Regions from separate parts of the Homo sapiens genome. Here region 2 is linked to region 1. Evidence: read pairs that join two places in POLR2A ChIA-PET (ENCODE). Cell type or tissue: Panc1. All regions are shown on one strand.

Evidence for each region. Peaks named below come from ENCODE experiments on the same cell type or tissue, not always from the same donor. Only the 100,000 strongest peaks of a DNase experiment are listed, where the experiment ranks them.
Region 2: POLR2A ChIA-PET joins it to region 1 with 7 read pairs; 2 of 35 experiments call an interaction of 5 or more read pairs at or near these places.

Annotation. Positions count from the first base shown.
Region 1 is chr19:40,043,655-40,046,154 of GRCh38, forward strand. All of the region lies in intron 4 of ZNF780B (zinc finger protein 780B), which reads right to left. Among named protein-coding and RNA genes, the nearest start is that of ZNF780B, 11 kb to the right of the region's middle. In Panc1, no CTCF peak of the experiment used is centred here; no DNase peak of the experiment used is centred here.
Region 2 is chr19:40,154,441-40,156,940 of GRCh38, forward strand. No RefSeq gene overlaps it. Among named protein-coding and RNA genes, the nearest start is that of MAP3K10, 36 kb to the right of the region's middle. In Panc1, no CTCF peak of the experiment used is centred here; a DNase peak (open chromatin) is centred at 1,441; H3K4me3 peaks cover 356 bases.

The DNA of each region.
Region 1 (2,500 bases):
ACAGTTGTGCTAGCAATCAGTGAGACTCTGTGGGCATAGGACCCTCCGAGCCATGTGCGGGATATAATCTCCTGGTGTGCCGTTTTTTAAGCCCATTGGAAAAGCACAATATTAGAGTGGGAGTGACCCGATTTTCCAGGTGCCATCTGTCACCCCTTTCTTTGACTAGGAAAGGGAACTCCCTGACCCCTTGCACTTCCCGAGTGAGGCAATGCCTCGCCCTGCTTTGGCTTGCACACAGTGCGCTGCACCCACTGTCCTGCATGCACTGTCTGGCACTCCCTAGTGAGATGAACCCGGTACCTCAGATGGAAATGCAGAAATCACCCATCTTCTGCATCGCTCATGCTGGGAGCTGTACACCGGAGCTGTTCCTATTCGGCCATCTTGGTTCCACCCCTCTAACTCATCTTTTAAGCCTTAGGATAAATGTTTTCCTCAGAACATCTGAATGAATGAATAAAGCCACCGTAACATATGGGACATCATAAAACAACAAAATATTTGAATTTTTGAGGTCCTAGAGACAAAGAGAAAACATAAAGGATAGAAAATCTATTTAATGAAATAATAGCAGGAAACTTTCCAACTCTAGTAAGAGATGCAGACATCTTGATACAGGAAGCTCAGAGATACCCAAATAGATACAATACAAAAAGGTCTTCTCCATGGCATATTATGGTCAAAATATAAAAGTCAAAGACAAAAGAGAATACTAAAAACAGCAAGAGAAAAGCATCTAGTCACTTACAAGGAAACTCTCATCAGCCTAACAGCAGATTTCTCAACAGAGAGAAATGAGAGAGAATGTGATTATACATTCAGTGTTGAAAGAAAAAAATCACCAGTCAAGGACACTATCCTCAGCAAAGTATTCTACAAAAATGAAAAAGAAATAGTCTTTCCCAGACAGCAAAAGGTGACAGAATTCATCACCACTGGACCAACCCTACAAGATATGTTCAAGAGTCCTACACCTAGAAGTGAAAGGACAATATCTACCATTGTGAAAACACACAAAAGTATAAAACCTACTGACACAGCAAACATACAAATAAGGACAAAGGACTCAAATGTTACCCCTAAAGAAAACAACCAAACCACAATGATAAAAAATAAAAGAGAAAGGAACAAAGGATAAACAAAACAACTAGAAATCAATTAATAAAATGATAAGAATCAGCCCTCACATATCAGTAATCACACTGAACGTCAATGGATTAAACTTCATTTAAAAGATACAGACGGGCTGAATGGATGAAAAAACATGATCCAACTATAAGCTGCCTACAAGAAACTCTTCTCACTGGTAAAGACACATATGGATTGAAAGTAAAAGAACAGGAAAAGATATTCCATACAAATGGAAACCAAAAGTGAGTAGAAATAGCTACGTTTATATCAGAAAAAAACAGATTTTAAGTAAAAAACAGCAAAAAGAGACAAAGAAGGTCATCATATAATGATAAAGGGATCAATTCAGCAAGAGAATATAACAATTCTAAACATATAACACCAACACCAGAACACCCAGATATATAAGGCAAATATTATTAGAGCAAAAGGGAGAGAGATACTACAGTATAATAATCACTGGGGACGTCACTGTGCCACTCTCAGAATTAGATCATCTAGAGAGAAAATTAACAAAGAAACATTGGGTTTAAACATACCTGAGAGGATGAGGGAAAAAGGGAACTCTTATATACTGTTGGTGGGATATAAATTAGTACAATCACTATGGAAAACAGCATGCAGATTTCTCAAAAACCTGAAAATAGAACTACCATATGATCCAACAATCCCACTACTGGGTATTAATCCAAAGGAAGATAAAATCAGTATATCAAAATGATACCTGCACTTGTATGATTACTGTAGCATTATTCAAAATACCAAAGGTATGGAATCAACCTAAGTGTCCCCCAACAGACAAACAGATAAAGAAAATGTGATATATACACATGGAATACTATTCAGGCATTTAAAAAATGAAATCATGTCATTTGCAGCAACATGGAGGGAATCGGAGGTCAGAAAGACAAATATCAGACTGGGCGCAGTGGCTCACACCTGTAATCCCAGCACTTTGGGAAGCCGAGGTGGGTGAATCACCTGAGGTCAGGAATTTGAGACCAGCCTGGCCAATGTGGTGAAACCCTGTCTCTATTAAAAATACAAAAATTAGCCAGGCGTGGTGGCAGGCACCTGTAATCCCAGTTACTCTAGAGGCTGAGGCAGGAGAATTGCTTGAACCCAGGAGGTGGAGGTTGCAGTGGGCCAAGATCGCACCACTGCACTCCAGCCTGGGCGACAAGAATGAGACTCCAACTCAAAAAAAAGAAAGACAAATATCATATGTTCTCATTCATATCTGGAGGCTAAAAAAAGATCTCACAGAGGTAAAGAATAGAATGATAGAAACCAGAGGCTGGGAAGGGTGTGTGGGTGAGGGGTGGGGGATGAAGAGGAGTTGGTTAATGTTACAAACATACAGTTA
Region 2 (2,500 bases), 110 kb after region 1:
AGTCCATAGCCTGGGGGTTGGGAATCCCTGTCTTAGACTACTAAGTCCCATTTTCCTGAATTCTTGTGGCATCAATTTTTCATCAGCCAAGCATCTAACCCTCCAGCCACAGCCCTTGAACAAGCTTGCCTCTGGTACTTCAGCTCGACTAATCTTCTGCAAAATCAGTGGTAACTGGGCCCTGCCCCTCCACCGTGGATATGGAGAACGGATGCCCTGCATCTACTCCCAAGGCCTGCCTACTGTGCCCTGGAGTACTGTAGAAGCTGGAAAGCTATTTTTAAAATAGTAACTTCACCACTCTCACCCAAATAATCAATACTTAATTGCCAAATGGTTTTCAGTGCTTACCCTCCTGTCTTAAAATATCACGTAGACCAGGCGCGGTCCCAGCACTTTGGGAGGCTAAGGTGGGCAGATCACAAGGTCAGGAGATCGAGACCATCCTGGCTAACATGGTGAAACCCTGTCTCTACTAAAAAATACAAAAAAAAAAAAAAATAGCCGGGCGTGGCAGCACACACCTGTAGTCCCAGCTACTCGGGAGGCTGAGGCAGGAGAATGAAGTGAACCCGGCAGGCAGAGCTTGCAGTGAGCTGAGATCGTGCCACTGCACTCCAGCCTGGGCAACAGAGCATGACTCAGTTTCAAAAAAAAAAAAAAAAAAAAAGATGTAATACTAATAGAAAATTTGAGGCTGGGCATAGTGGTTCCTGTCTGTAATCCCACCATTTTGGGAGGCTGAGGCAGAAGGATTGCTTGAGCCCAGGAGTTCAAGACCAGTCTGGGTAACACAGTGAATCCACATCTCTACAAAACATACAAAAATTAGCCAGGCATGTTGGTGCATGCCTGTAGTCCCAGCTACTCAGGAGGCTAAGGTGGAAGGATCTCTTGAGCCCATGCAGTGGAGACCACAGTGAGCCGAGATTGTACCACTGCACTTCAACCTGGGTGACAGAGCTAGACATTGTCTCTAAAGGAAAAAAAAGAGAGGCCAGGCGCAGTGGCTCATGCCCATAATCCCAGCACTTTGGGAGGCAAAGGCAGGTGGATCACCTGAGGTCAGGAGTTCAAGACCAGCCTGGCCAACATGGTAAAACCCCGTCTGTACTAAAAATACAAAAATTAGCTGGATGTGGTGGTGGGTGCCTGTAATCCCAGCTACTCAGGAAGCTGAGGCAGGAGAATTGCTTGAACCTGGGAGGCAGAGGTTGTAGTGAGCCAAGATCGTGCCATTGCACTCCAGCCTGGGCAACAAGAGCAAAACTCCGTCTCGAAAAGAAAAAAAAGAAAATGAAAGAAATTTTGAGGTAACAGATGAGGAGATGATTGCTATGGAAAAGACAGTTTGTTACTCACAGTTCCCAAGAGGAAGGGGCATATGATTCCATGGGGGACCACACGAGGGAGCCCAAGTCAGTTAGGAGAAGAGACAGAGGAGGAAACTGGGCACGAACTTTTACCGTGGTTGCCACAGGAAGGAATTGCTGATGCTGCTTCTGAAGTGAAGTGTTGCTGGGGTAACACTCACGAAAAAAGCAGGCAGACAGGAAGCAAAAGTCCCTTCTCCTGGAGGTGACCAGCCCCCGTGGAAGGGGTTCCGGGATGCAGAACTTTCAGTGCTAAAAATGGGAAAGATCTGGGGAAAGTGGGACGAGTTGATTACCCTACTTCTGCAGTCTCCTAGCAAACTGTCTTGCCAGAGCCTAACATAGAACCATCTGGCAAAGCAGAAATGTGGCTTGCTTGTCCCAGCATCACAAAGCAGGGCACAGGATGGTGCGTTTGGAGCTCAGAGACAGTAACTCTGTAATTGATACTTTTTTTTTTTTTTTTTAAACAGAGTCTCACTCTGTCGCCCAGGCTGGAGTGCAGTGGTGCGATCTTGGCTCACTGCAACCTCTGCCTCCTGGGTCCAAGCGATTCTCCCAGCCTCCCGAGTAACTGGGGCCACAGGCAAGCACCACCACGCCTGACTAATTTTGTATTTTTAGTAGAGACGGGGTTTCACCATGTTGGCCAGGCTGGTCTCGAACTCCTGACCTCAGGTGATCCACCTCCCTCAGCCCCCCAAAGTGCTGGAATTACAGGCATGAGCCACCTGGCCCAGCCTGATACTGACTGTTTATGATCTTCCTGGTCCTCTCCAATCCGTCCTCTGGGCTGCCATTGAGAGGAGCTTTATAAGTAGATAAAATTGATCATTTCAGACTCTTGCCAAAAGTTTTCCATAGTTACCTACCAGCCAACCAGGGTGAAATTTCAACTTTTTAATGAGGTATAAAATGTTCCTCAAAGTTATCCTCAGTTACAGCCCAGTTTTATCTCCTCTCCTGAACTTGACATTCCAGAAATATATAAATCTTTGAATTTTTAAAAAATAAATCATATTCTCCATTTTCTATGCTTTTAATACACTAGTCCCTCATCCGGATAAAAAGAAGATTAGACGGGGGCAGTAGCTCACACCTGTAATCCCAGCACTTTGGGAGGCCAA